Linked DNA regions of Mus musculus: region 1 is linked to region 2. Evidence: chromatin contacts called from ENCODE Hi-C data. All regions are on one chromosome and are shown on one strand. Each heading gives the region's core, a stretch centred on a gene start or an enhancer-like site at or near the end of the contact. The rest is flanking DNA. Distances are from core to core; before and after follow the strand shown. Region 1 overlaps Epb41l5 (erythrocyte membrane protein band 4.1 like 5). Region 2 holds the start of Mroh2a (maestro heat-like repeat family member 2A).

Region 1 (7,499 bases), core at 824-3,323, about 31 Mb after region 2:
GAGCAAGTGCAGAAGAAGTAACACCCAGGATTCTGCAGATATTGCAACAGGTAGACAAGAGGATGCTGACCTTCCTGTGACCTGCAGGCCTGGCATACGACCAGGTCTTTATCTCCTGATGAGAACAACAATGGTCTATCTGTGGTTTCAGTGCCAGGAAAGGAGAGGGAGGCCCACAGCTGACCATCTAAGTCATCAGAACGGGCTGGAAATCTCATCTTTACTGTCACTGAAAACTTTGGACACAGTAATGATGAAAATGTCCCAACTAAGCCAGGCAGCAGTGGTCACATTTTTAATCCCAGTACTTAGGAGGCAGAGGCAAGTTTATCCCTGGGAGTTCGAGGCCAGCCTGGTCTATAGACTTGAGTTCCATAACAGTCATGGTTACACAGTGAAATCCTGTCTCAAAACATTAAAAAACAAACAAAAAAACCAAACCAAACCAAACCAAACCACCACCAACAACAACAAAACCCTAGAAAAAAGTCCCAACTAATGAATACTACAGAAAAAAGTCACTTCACCTCTGGTCAAGGAAATCACTCAGAAACGGAATCGATAAAATACTGACTTTTAAAGTGATGGACTATGCTCTAGAAGTGGCCTCGTGTGCAGCTTACAGTGCTGACCACATGGGGAGCAGCCCATGTGCAGGCCAGCCCCTACCTCAGCATCTTTCCACACTGCTGTGGGAGGAAGGTCACTGCAAAGGAAGAATGAACAACTGCGGCGGACTTCTAAACAGCAGGTAACATGAAAAAACAAAAGGTAACATTTTAAATTTCAGAAATGTAAAAACCTAAACAGCAAAAATATTTCATCTTACAAAGTTTAAAAACCATGCAAACCAATAAAAATTTATGGTAAAAATTTATGTACATAATAAAAGTAGTAAAAACAGTCCACACAGGAACCTGAATAAAGGATCTGGGATTGAAATAGTCCCATGCTTAAGAGTGTTACCGTACACAGACAAAGACCTGAGTTCAAATCCCTGAAACCCATATAACAATGCTGGGTGTGGTCATACAGGACGTGTAGTCCCAGCCCTATAGGTGACAGAGACACAAGGATCACTTGGGCTTGTTGGCTGCCAGGATAACACCAGACTCAGCGACAGACCCTGTCTCAAGGGAGGCAGTGATAGCATAGGATACTGAGGCTTCTCTTAGGCTTCTGCTGAGAGGCAAAGAAAGCCACAGAGGAAGAAATTTGGGGGGAAAACCCTGAAGTCGCCACAAAATGGAGCAATTTGGAAAATGCTGAATGTGCCAAGGTAGGACTCTGGGTCCCCTGCTGAAAGCAGACTGGAGCTCAGGGTACAGGGGAGACAGCACCCCTACAGCCCCAGCCCTGGAAGCCTTCTAAATGCTGCACAATGTCTCAACACAGACAACTGTAAAGACCATGAGAACATTTTATTACATTAGTGTGTGTGTGTGTGTGTGTGTGTGCACACGCGTGCTTGCACACATGTGTGGAGGCTAGGAGGACAAACTGTGGGAGTCTGCTCTCTCTTCCTACCAAGTGCGTCCAGGGATTAGGCTCAGGGTGCCATGCTTGGCAGCCAGTGCCTCTACTCACTGAGTCACTTCCCAGGACCCTAAAGAATTCATTATTTTTACTTTTACGTGTATTAGTATTATGCCTGCATATATGTTCACACATCATATGCATCCATGGTGCCACACAGGTCAGAAGAGAGTACAGTTATAGACGGTTATGAGCTGCCTTGTGGGTGCTGGGAATGAACCCAGGTCCTCTGTAAAGAATACATTGTTCTTAGGAAGCTAAGAACCCTACTTAGCCCTACTTTCCTCTGGTTTTTTTCATTTTCTTTTATGTCTTGGCTCTAGTCACATGAACTCTGTCAAATCACTAGCTGAATTCTAAACTAGGGCAGCAGGCATCAGAGACCACAGATAACAAAGACATCTCAAAGTGTTACTTTGAACAGTTACCAACTATTATATAACCACACAGCAGGCAGAACCAAGAAAGCCTAAGACTCAGCTTTGAGAATTACATCATCAAGTCCAAAATGTCCACTTTTCAAATTAAATGTGACAAACTGTGACTCACTCACAAGAAGAAAGACTGTAGCAGAAGCTCCGAAAGCACAGAGAACTTCAGTGGCCGAAGGGCTCAACTGGGTCAAATTCTCTCAGAAAACAAGAACTGCATGAGACCAGAACAGTGTGACAACAGACAAAAATGAACCAAATGGAAACTTAGAGCCAGAAAAAAAGTATGGCTTTTTAGTTAAAAATTTTCTACATCTTTTCAACAGCAGATTTACAAGGCAGAAAAATCAATGTGCTTACACAGAGCAACAGAGTTTATGCAACATCGAATGCAGAAGCCAAACAAGGAAAGCAGAGTGAGTTGAGTCTCGGAGAAGGGCCAGAAGGCCTGCCTGAATAAACACCAGCTGAAAATGGCTAGGAAAGAGACACACATGAGCTCAAGAACTCTGTGAGGTAACCTCAAGAGAGATCTATGCCATCTGTGTTAACTATTCAGTACTGAAAGCCAGGCCACACAGAGACTCTTGAGAAATGATCCCTCCCACCCAATGGATCCTCATAAGGACAGGTCAGTTTTTTCATCAGAAAACCTCTACCTGTAACCCCAGCAACTGACAGATAGGAGCAGGTCACGGGAGCCTGGGTTACAGGGCAGTGACAAAACATTCCTGGGTATCTATCTGCCTCTTGATGCAGACCCAGCTCAACTCCTTCCCAATCCTCTCGCAGCCTTCCCTGCTAGTCATCTCCACTCCTTTGTGTTAGCCACCAGTATCTAGAAAGACTTTCTACCAAGGACCCACAGTGGCCATACAAGGCTGGGGCTCAGGTAGGTGATTTTCATTATCCATCCTTCCTTCCTCCATGATCTTGCTACTCTTACCTCAGCTCTGAGGCAGCCGGCTTACAGGTGCCTCCTTTCTCATTCCAACTCCATCTACTGAACACTCGGACTCTTGAAGCAGCCCCAAGGTCTTCCTAGCCCTTCCACCTGTCTCTCCAGAGATTCTTTGTCTTCCTGCGGCCAACTTTAGGGAGCCCTTCCTCCCCTCACACTTCTACTCCCTGGGTAACCTGCCTTTTGGTGAGGACCGGATCACCCTATCTCTTCCCACAGCTCCTCTCAGCTATTTCTCCAAGCTCATCTCTATTCCTCTTTGCCAACCACTGACTGGCAGAACTCTCTACCTAGGATCGTGAGAGGTTATACCTCCTAAAACAGCAATCAAAGAATGGATCCCCATCCAAAGACAACCAGAGGCCAATGCTTAGAAGCACTTCAATCATAATTACAGATGTCTAGACCTCACTGCAGAACAAACACGCACAGCCAGGACAACATTCCTCTACCAAGACCTACTGTAGCCCTGAGACATGCAACACAGCTGAGACACAAGACAAGAACGTCAAAGCAGCCAGGTGACTATGCTCAAGGACCTTAAAGAGGATACTAATAAATCCACTAATGAAAACAAGAGGAAACAGAGGAATGAAATAAAGAAAACAGTTTAAAACATGAAAATAGAAGTAGAATCACTAAAGAAACCCACGCTGAAAAAAAAACACCTGGAAATAAAAAATGTACGCTGTCAAACAAAGTTAGAGTTAAGCCTCACTAGCAGAGTAAAGATATGGAAAGAGACAGCAACACCTTGATAGCAAGATAGAGGAAATGGCTAACTCTGTCACAGAAGAGGTTCAAAACAAAGACCAGGCACAAAACAATCCAGAAATCTGGGATTCTATGAAAAAACCAAATCTACAAATAGGGAATGTGGAAGGAAGAGAAACCCAGGTTAAAGACACAGTAAACATTTTCAACAAAATCATAGAAGAAAATGTCTCCAATCTAAAGAATGTAGTGCCTAACAAGATATAAGAAGCTGTCTTAGAGTTCTATTGCTGTGAAGAGACTATGGCCACAGCAATTCTTATAAAGGACAACACTGAATTAGGGCTGGCTTACAGTTTCAGAAGTTCAGTCCATTACTCTCATGGCTGGAAGCATGGCAGCCTGCAGGCAGACATGGTGCTAGTGAAGGAGCTAAGAGTTCTACATCTGGATCAGCAGGCAGTAGGAAGTGACTGAGCTTTTGGACCTCAAAGCCCACCCTCTAGTGACAGATTTTCTCTAACAAGGCCACTCCCTATGGGCCAAGCATTCAAACAGATGAGTCTATAGGGGGGGGGGGGTGTAAAAAGAACACCAAACAGACTGGGCCAGGTAAGACATTCCCAATGACACATAATAACCAAAATAGTGAAACACTGAAACATAAAACAAAGAAAGGATATTTAAAGGTTCAGAAAAAAAGACAAAGTAGCCTTTACAGGCAGGCCCAAAGCACCTGACTTCTCATTGAAGACTGAAAGCCAGAGGTCTGGGATGAATGTTCTACAAACATTATCTAATGCCAGCTTAGACTCCTACCCATCACAACTATCAATAACCACAGACTGAGAAAGAAAAACATCCCATAAATAAAGCCAAATTTAAGCAGTATCTATTTAGCAACTAAACTCTACAGAAGGAACTAGAGGGAAAAATTCAATCTGAAGAGATTAACCACACCTAAGAAGACACAAGGAATAAATAATCCCAGAACTGGGATTATTAAAGAGGGAGAATAACCCACACCATAAAAATAAAAGAACAGAAATCAAGAAACACTGCTTATTGGTAACTCATTATTATTTTTTTAAAGAGACATTTATTTATTTATAATGATTTCTTTATTTATTATTTTATGTATATGAGTACACTGTAGCTGTACAAATGCCTGTGAGCCTTCATGTGGTTGTTGGGAATTGAATTTTTAGGATCTCTGCTCGGTCCGGTAGGCCCTGTTTACTCTGGTCAACTCCACTCACGCTCAGTCCCTGGTTGCTCGGGCCCAAAGATTTATTTATTATTACACATTAGTACACTGTAGCTGTCTTCAGACACTCCAGAAGAGGGCGTCAGATCTCATTACAGATGGTTGTGAGTCACCATGTGGTTGCTGGGAACTGAACTCAGGACCTCTGGAAGAGCAGTCAGTCCTCTTAACCTCTGAGCCCATCTCTCCAGCCCCCGTAATTCATTATCAATAGTCTCAGTTCAAAAGTAAAATGGCACTAACAGATTGGACTAGATAAGAGGGTCCAAGAAACACACCTCAGTATCAAGTATAGACATGGTAAAAGGCTGAAGAAAGGTTTTCCAAGCAAATGGACCTAAGAAGCAAGTGGCTGTAGTCATTTTAACATCTGACAAAGTAGGCTCCATACCAAAACCAATCAGAAGAAACAGGGAAGGGCACTATGTCCTCATCAAAGGATAAATCCACCAAGAGGATATACTGTAATTTTAAAAAACATAGGTACACCAAATACAAGGGCACCCAAGTTCATAAGAGAAACACCACTACAGTCATAGTGGGAGACTTCAACCCCACACTCTTACCAATAAACAGGTCAGCCAGATAAACTCAACAGAAAATGGTAGATGTTAAATATCGTGAGAATTCCAATGGACTGGCAGATATTTACATTTTACCCAATGCAAAAGAATATACTTTCTTAGTAGAAGCTTATGGAACTCTCTAAAATTGACCACATATGTGGACAAAAAGCAAATCTCACCAAATCAAGAAAATCAAGACACTCAGCATCTTATCTAACAACCATGGACTAGAGTTCGTTATCAACAACAGGACTAACAGAAAGTATACAAACTCATGACTGAATGAAAAATGGGTCAAGACAGAAACCAGGAAGGAAATTAAACTTTCTAGAATTAAATGAAAATATGACATACCCAAACCTATAGGACCTGATAAAGGCGGTTCTAGGAGGCCAAGTGCCTACATACAAAAACTGATGAGATCTTGTATTAATAACTTAGTGGCATATGCCAAAGAACAAGAAGAACAAATAACACCCCAAAAGAGTAGACATAGTGGTAAGGAAATAATCAAACTTGGAGCTGAAATAAATGAAACAGAAATAAGCAAAGAAAAAGAATAAAAAAATAATGAAACAAAGAGTTGGTTCTTTGACAAAATGAGTAAGACTTAAAAACCCTTAGCTGAATTAGCTAAAGACAGAGAAGATCCAGATTAATAAAATTTGAAATGAAAGGTATACTGGCTACTTTTGTGTCAACTTGACACAGGCTGGAGTTATCACAGAGAAAGGAGCTTCAGTTGGGGAAGTGCCTCTAGGAGATCCAGCTATAAGGCATTTCTCAATTAGTGATCAAGGGGGAAAAGCCCCTTGTGGGTGGGACCATCTCTGGGCTGGTAGTCTTGGTTCTATAAGAGAGCAGGCTGAGCAAGCCAGGGGAAGCAAGTCAGTAAGGAACATCCCTCCACGACTTCTGCATCAGCTCCTGCTTCCTGACCTGCTTGAGTTCCAGTCCTGACTTCCTTTGGTGATCAACAGCAATGTGGAAAATGTAAACTGAATAAACCCTTTCCTCCCCAACTTACCTCTTGGTCACGATGTTTTGTCCAGGAATAGAAACCCTGACAAACACAAATTGATACCAGCATAGTGGGGTATTCCTGTGACAACCTGACCATGTTTTGGGGAAGACCGTGGAAGGACTTTGGAACTTTGGGCCAGAAGATCCATTCGGTGTTAAGAGCTCTTTGGAATGTTGTGTAGGAGCTTGGAAGATAATGTTGAGAACAGTGCAGGAGATGGAGATCTGGCTTGTATAATTTCAGAGGGAAGATTAAAGACTCTTTTCAGTAAAGTGAAACCTTTGCATTACTGGGATTATTGATGCTGGTTAGCTGGGGCTAAGAAATTAGCAGTGTTTAAGAAGAAACCAGCATCATTGAGGTGACATCTTCTGGGAAGTGTTTTCTGAGAGCACAGAAGCTGTGTTCCAGAGATCAAGGTTGTACCTTGTGCTGTGGCTGGACTTAATAATGTGAAAGAGTTACCCAGGTGGTACTGGTTCTGAAGGCATGAAGGGGTTATGCAGAGCAGCTGAGCCTCAGCACTATGAGGGGCCATGGAAGGCCATTGGTGAAGGTGCAGCCTCAGTTGCAACTGATGGCCCAGGACAGAAGGGGTCATGCAAAGGAGTTGAGGCTTGGCACCATGAAGAGAGCCTATGAGAGGCTGTTGGTGAAGCCTAGTTTCAGCAGAAGACAGCAGTGTTTGGAGATGCCAGTACCATGAGATGACTACCAAGAACAGCAGCAGCAGTGAAGTACAGGCAGCTGGAGCCTAGAAGACAAGCCGTGTACTACAAAGGACAGGGCTGGAGAAGTGACCCAAGCCCTTGGAGGAGCCTAGAAGATCCTGAGTTGGATCCCAGACATTGGACAGTTGGAGTTTAATTTTTGCTTTTGATTGTGACTGTGCCCTGATATTTTTCCCTCTTGAAGGAAGAAAGTATTTTAGTGGAGCCCACAGTTAAGAGACTTTGAATTTTCAAAGATATTGGGCATTTTAATGGGACTGAACTTTAAT
Region 2 (6,946 bases), core at 1,478-3,977:
CTGGGGTTTATGGGAAAGATGTATTTGGTGTGGAGTGCAGGGAAGTCATTCTAATTTTGCCAGTGTGTGTGTGTGTGTGTGTGTGTGTATGAGTAGGTATACATGAGACTATGTAAGGAGGCCAGAAAAGGATGTTGGGTATCCTGCTCTATCACTTTTTACCTTATTTCCTTGAAGCAGAGTCTCTCACTGAACCTGAAATTTCTGTTTTAACTAGCTGGCCAGCTGCCACACCACCTCCAGTAGGATCTGTGTGACAAGTTCCCACAGACTGAGGCGGTTGACCTCAAAAGGGAGAGACCTCCTGGAACCAGTTGTGAAACTCTTTGCTGGAGAAAAAAATATTGAGCCGTAGTTCTCATGGCAACCTGTCTTTTTTGTTTTCTCTTATTCCTTTTCTTATTTACATGTTCCTGGTAGCCTAGGCCAAGATCTTAAGCAAGAATAATGGGCAAGAAACCATCCCTAGATAAGGGGCCACTAACATGACCTTATCCCCAGGGAAACCAACACTTGACTTTCGAAATCATTTACAAAACTATTATGATAAAAACTTTCCCAACAATAAAATTTCATATGGCTACACGTGTATCATCGGAGGTGGATTTTGGCATATGGTAAAGAAAGCCTTAATTAGAAAGAATTAAAATAGTTTAAATTTATACATTGAAGATTATAAAAAATCAGGCACTAGATGTTAAATAATTGACCCTGGGGCTGGAAAGTTAGTTCAGTGGTTGAGAGCACTGACCATTAAAGATTTATTAACCTGCTCCTGGAGATATGCCACTAGCCTTGGACGACAGCCCCCACTAAGTACATCCTTTTAGAATTGTTATATTTTGATGATTTACAATGATGTTACCTGTTCTGTTTGTGATTCACTGAATACATAGTTTCAGAGTTGTAATGCTTGGATGATTTTTGTGCTTTACTGTGCCAAATGATTTTTGTTGGTATCTGTGATTGTTTTACTGGATATAGTTTCTAAGAGATGTAATGTTTGGTTTTTTAATGTATAAAATCCCCTGCTTGAGAGCTGCAGAATACACTCAGATTCAAACTGCCTCTGTGTTTGTTTCTGTTTGTCACCGCCAAATCCTTACCCACCTAGCTTCAAGGACCCTCATTCCAGGGATCCCCATACCCAACTGAGGTGGTCCATGGCAGTCAATCACCAAGCTCCCAAGAGTCATCCATCTCCACCCCCAAATCTGAAATTATGAAAACACACAGAGTCGTGACTGGCTTTTTATGTGAGTGCTAAGGTTCAAACTAGGGCACTTATTCTTAGGGAGCTAGTATTCACTCACTGAGCCATCTCTCCAGCCCCAAAACTCATATTTTAACCTTTTAAATTGCATGGAGTAGAAATGGGATGGAGTGAAGAGTTAGAAGCAAGCAGGTAGAGGTGAAGGAACTCTGTCCTGGGTTGCTTTCCAATGTAATAAACATCATGAACAAAAGCATCTTGGGAAGAAAAGAGTTTATTTGGCTGATACATTCCAATCACAGTCAGTTTAGCCAAGGCAGGAACCCAGAAACAGGAACTGAAGCAGAGGCCACAGGGGAATGCTGCTCACTGGCTTGCTCTCATGTTTTCTTAGTCTGCTTTTTCATATAACCCAAGACCACTTTTCCAGGAGTGGCACTGCACACAGTGGACTAGGCATTCTGACATGATCATGAATCAAGAAATTATCCCAGTGCTGGAAAGATGACTTGAATGTTAAGAGCACTAGCTACTCTTGAAGTAGACCTGTGTTCAATTCTCAGCACCCACATGGTGACTCATAACCATCTTTAATTTCAGTTCCAGGTGATCCAGTGCCCTCTTCTGAGCTCCATGGGTACCAGTTTTGTATGTTGTACAGATATAACCCACAGGCAAAACACCCACACATGTAAATAGATAATTTTTAAAGATTAAAAAAAGAGAGAGAGATAATGTCCCACAGACTTACTTACAGGCCAATCTGATGAAGGCATTTTCTCAGCTAAGGTTCCCATTTCCCAGACAACTTTAGCTTATGTCAAATTGTCAAAAACAAAACAAAACAAAATTGTATCCATCAGTCAGTACAAACTCTCACTTGTCAAGATGGGCAGACTCAAAATGGAATTTTAATAAAGAAGCCGTGGGTCAATATGACTCGGAGTCAATCTGTTAACCTGAAATGCATGAAGGATGTCCCCTAGACCGATGCTTTTGTTGTACAAACTGCTGCTCTTGACCAGATCTCTTAGCAACAGGTGACCAGGAGGTCTTTTGAGGTCCACCTTTGGTTTATGGAAGAATACTTATTCTTCTCTGTCTTTGAAATTCCTTATCTTCTGAGACTCTCCCAGTGAGAACACACCTCCTCACCTGGCTTCTGGTCCAGTTGTTAGAACACACTTCCTCACCTGGCTGTTGAGTAGCCCTAGTGACGAAGGAGGTCTCTCCTCACAGCCATCCCATGCTCTTCCCTCCCTTCAGCTGCCTTGACTCCACCTTTCTATACTGGGCTCTACCTCCACCCCTTTGATCCTTGGTTGTAACCCCCACTAGTGATTTCCTTTTCCCAAACAGGCCACCATACATCAGCACACACCTCTGGGTATATAAATATTTAATGGAAACTTGATGTGAAGCTTTGATTTCAGCCCAATGTACCCAGAGCTCTGGTTGAGAGTGCCTTGGGGAGGCAGTTGGATCTCAAAGTTCCAAGGGTCTGGGAGATAACTGTGATGGTTCTAATGAAACCTCCAGCCATGCAAGGAGTCCTGTTCCTCATGAGGATTACCATGGAGGAGGCCGAGTGTCTGTGGTGGACATTGGGTCCTCCCATTGTTCATATTTTCTTTGGTGGATATTAGATAAAAAGCAGTGATCTTCCTCAGCCAACATTTTTGTTCTACCCAGACGAGGACTTCGTGACAAGGCCACTGTTCAGGTCCTGGGAATCCTCTGAAGTGCTATTCTGGGTTGAGGGTTGAGGAACTGGGGCTGGAGGAGGAAGTATCTGGGGAACTTTGGTCCTCTGAGAGGGACTTCTGTTCTGGTTCGTCTTTTATTAAGAAACTTTGGGTATTGAACAGCTGTTGAAGTTAGTGAGATGGCTGAATTCCATAGTCCCAAATTTGTAATATCTAGAGAAGAGGGAGGGCATTGTCTTTACTAAGCATATTGGTTTATTACTGTGTGACAAAGTATAACTACTTTAGTAGATTAAAAAAGTTCCCACTATCTCAGTTTCTACATGGGCAGGAGTCTGGGTGTGGCTTGCCTGGGCCCACTGCTCATGGTCTTAGAGGATGCAGCCAAGTTGTGGGCAATGTTACTTTTCTCTTTTGCACTCAATAACCTTTCCTCTGCATGTGATGGTTGGCACAACTCAGTTCCCGTAGTTACAGGACTGGGAACCCCAGTTTCAAACCACATGGTCCCTCCATAGGCAGCACACATCACCAATCTTTCCTCTCCGTGATGGCAGAGTGTCTTTTTCTAGTCTGTGAAGAGCCCCATGTGAACAATGTGATCCTGGAAGTCAATTCCCATCACCTTTGCCAACAACACAAGCAACTCAAGAGAGGGAATTCCTATAAGCATTGCATCTAAGGGGAACATCCTGCTCCTTTTACGTTATTTAATGGTTCAAACGGAGTCACAGATTCTACCCACACTGAAGGAAGAGTTTTAAAAAGTTTGTGAGCTCCTGGGAGGTCTTCTTAGGGAGTGTTGTCACATGGAGTATTTATTAATCTCATCCATCTTGAAGGCACTTGAGGAGACATGAAAGAAGCCACTGAGTTGAATGAAGACATGTTGGAGGAAGCAGAGCATCTGGCACTTCTAGAGCCAGAGGATGATGGTAAGGAAGTCAACCACATCACCACACCACTGGTCCCTCTTGGGCCACTCAACACCACACCTACACCATCTTTGTGTCAGGTACATTCTTCCAAGTCACCAACCTCCTGAACATCATGGACAGTGAATCAGCAAAGACAGACACCACAGGGCCAGGCCTGGACATGCGGAAGACCTTGGCTTCAGTGATAATCACAGAGAAGGCTACCACGGATCCCTGTGTAGTGATGAACGCGCTCATCCGCTGCCTGCAGATGCCAGAGGTAGGGACACCCTAAGCCGCCAGACCTCCTCTTTGACCAGATACATTTAGATGCCTGGGAGTCCACCTACCATTCAGCACACCTTTTCAGTCACCATGAACACAGCGTTAAGGGCCAAGATGCAGAGATGGCTGACACCAGAGGCACTCATATTCCTCAGGGCTAGTTGGGGTTAGAGTGATCTGTTTGGGAGGCAATTTTGTGTCTGGTGTGGTAGGTTTGGGAGGTCCCTGGCTGGTGGGGACTGGTCTCAGGATTGACTGGGATTGCAGTCTGCTCAGGTTGTCATAAACTCTGTGGCTAAAATTCCAGATATGCATTTCCTCTCGGTTCTGCATCCTAAAAGGCCAAAGTCAAGATGCCCGATGATCAGGTTTCTGTTAAGGCTCTTCCTGGCCTACTGACAGCTGCCCTGACACCATCTTCATGGCTTTTCCTCTGTGGCAGTGATTCTCAACCTGTGGGTCATGACCCCTCTGAGGGTTGTATATCAAATAGTTACATAACAGTAGCAAAATGTGTGGTAGCAACAAAATAATTTTATGGTTGGGAGTCACCACAACATGAGGAACTGTATTCAAGGGTTCCTAAGAACATTAGGAAGCTTGAAAACCACTGATTTATGGAGAGAGACAGATACAGGGAGCTCCAGTTTTTCCAAACAGTTGCCAGTCCCTTTGGATCAGGGCCCCACCCTTCTGACATTATTAAGTCCAAGTTACCTCCCAAAGGCCCCCCTCAAAATGCCATTCAACTTAGGGGGTTTACATCAACATATACATCTTTGAGGGAATCCAATTCAGTCTATAAGAGACTTTATTTTCTACCTCAAAAAGCATTCACACAAGCAAATGGTGAACTATCTCTTAGAGTTGGCTACCACCAGGAAGGGCAGGCTCTACAGCATTGCTCATCTGCAGACCTCAAGGCATCAGAAAGTACAAAAAAGAAAACATGATTATTTGCTGGTCTTTGTGCTTTAAGGTTTGTGTGGCAGGGACACTTAGGGAAACACCAAAAGAAAAAAAAACGGCTACTTCAGGGGCAATGATAACAATAAAGGCTGAGAACTTGGTCTAGTGCCACTAGTGCCATGAAGTCCTTACTGAACAGTTACCATGGTCTCACTGTTCCTCTGTGTTCAGAGTTCAAAGCCTAGACTCATGATGCTCCGTGTAAAGTCACCCATGACTGAATAGCCCAGTTAGTAACATGCTTGCCTTGCAAGCCCAAGGACCCAAGTTTAATCCTCAGAACCCACGTAAAAATGCTAAGCCTGGTAGTGTGCACTTGTAATCCCAGCAATCAGGAGGCAGAGACAGGAAGAACCAGCCCAGTCTATCTGGCAAGCTCCAGGCCAGTGAGAGACACTGTCTAATAAAAAAACAAAAGCAAAACCAAACAACCCAAGGTGAGCAGCATTTAAGGAACAGCCCCTTGGGCTATCCTCTGACCTCCGTCTGCATGCACACACACATGCACATATGCACTCATGCACATAGTAAGAATCATTCTCAAATGTAACTATCCAGATATGGCCTTGGGCACACAAGCCATCTGCCCAACTCCATCCTAAACCAGGACACCTTATTTGGTAATAAGTGCTGCCCACATAGAAGCTGTTTCCTGCCTGAGTCCTTGCCTCTTGGGCTCTCAAGCCTGACACTATTTAGTGTGTGAAGGACCTTGTGTGTTGACCAAATGACACCTTCCTCACTGACCGTTGACTGAGCCAAGAGAAAAGACTTGTAAGTTCTAGGGATGGGGACATTAGGGACGGGGACACTAGGGACGGGGAGTGTTGGGTGAGTGCACAGAATTGGGAGGGGCTGCAGATGGAGGAGAACTGAGACAAGGTGGTGGGGAATGGAGATGGCGGGTGGTGCTGGGGAAAAGCCCCACCCCTGCTGCCACCTGCCATGCTTGCTCCTAGATTTCTACCCAACGCAAAATGAACATCTACAACATCATGCAGGAGATCATCCAGCAGGAAGGGGAGATGGAGGAGCACTGTATACAAAGGCTGGTGGCCATTGCCTCCAAGCAGATGCGGGATATCACAGAGGTAGTAGGCCCTGGATTCCACCATGCCTTCCTTCTGCAGACCCAGGAGCTGGACTGAAGTTGAGCCTGGCCCAGGCTGTCTCATGAAACTGAGGCAGACTGAACCTGATCAAGTCAGGAGAGGGCTAGCGGTGTCTCTCTTGTTCCCTGCAGGCGGAGGATTTTGAGACCGCCGAGGTGGCCAGTGAGACTCTAGTGGCTCTGTCCCGAAACCACTTCAGCTTGGTCATGTATGAACTGCAGCATCATCTCAAGCCTCTCAACCTCACTGACGAGTTTGTCATTGTCACCCTGGCCAAGCTGGCCAATGGCAATGGTAGGGGTCTGAGATCCTAACCCCAGTTCCTGGCCAGATTGGGCTGGCCTCTCGCTCTTCTGTCACTCAGTTTACCTCTGTTTCTGGCCCTACCCATTGCATTTCTCTCTCTTTCTCTGTGACATGCCTAGTCCTTACCACTCAGATTCCCTTCTATTGTGTTTCTGATTCGCTTTCTCTTTGTCTGACTGTCTGTCTGTCTCCTCTCTTCACCTATATCTCCCCACTCACCCCTACTCTATTTTGTTTCTCCCCCGCTGTTTCTCTGCTCATTTTCTACTCCTTCTTTCCACCTGCAAAAGCATATGGAACTCTTGCCCCATGAGCCTGTGCTGGGTGCTGGGACCCAATGGTGAGAAAAACCCATGTAGTTCCTGGCTTCTGTAGGGACCATAAACAAGGAAACAAGGAAACAGATGCTTAGGAGATGACAGCTATGAAGAGGATGGC

The links. Hi-C counts contacts between places; a loop is a spot of excess contacts on that map.
Region 1: a map of T-helper 1 cell shows a loop between it and region 2 (15-fold over the local background). The contact joins the enhancer-like site here to the promoter of Mroh2a in region 2. A Hi-C loop is called at or near these places in 3 of 37 maps with a recorded cell type or tissue (T-helper 1 cell, T-helper 17 cell and T-helper 2 cell).

Annotation. Positions count from the first base shown.
Region 1 is chr1:119,555,761-119,563,259 of GRCm38, forward strand. The region is part of intron 20 of Epb41l5 (erythrocyte membrane protein band 4.1 like 5); the gene reads right to left. Among named protein-coding and RNA genes, the nearest start is that of 3830432H09Rik, 23 kb to the left of the region's middle. Within about 2 kb of position 2,074, at least 1 of the 3 ENCODE cell types and tissues checked has a DNase peak (open chromatin) inside an H3K27ac peak, as active enhancers do.
Region 2 is chr1:88,224,293-88,231,238 of GRCm38, forward strand. It overlaps Mroh2a (maestro heat-like repeat family member 2A), which reads left to right and starts at 2,728. Exons shown (of 42, transcript NM_001281466.1): 1 at 2,728-2,936; 2 at 3,762-3,854; 3 at 3,935-4,116; 4 at 6,050-6,181; 5 at 6,334-6,496. The coding sequence starts at 3,776.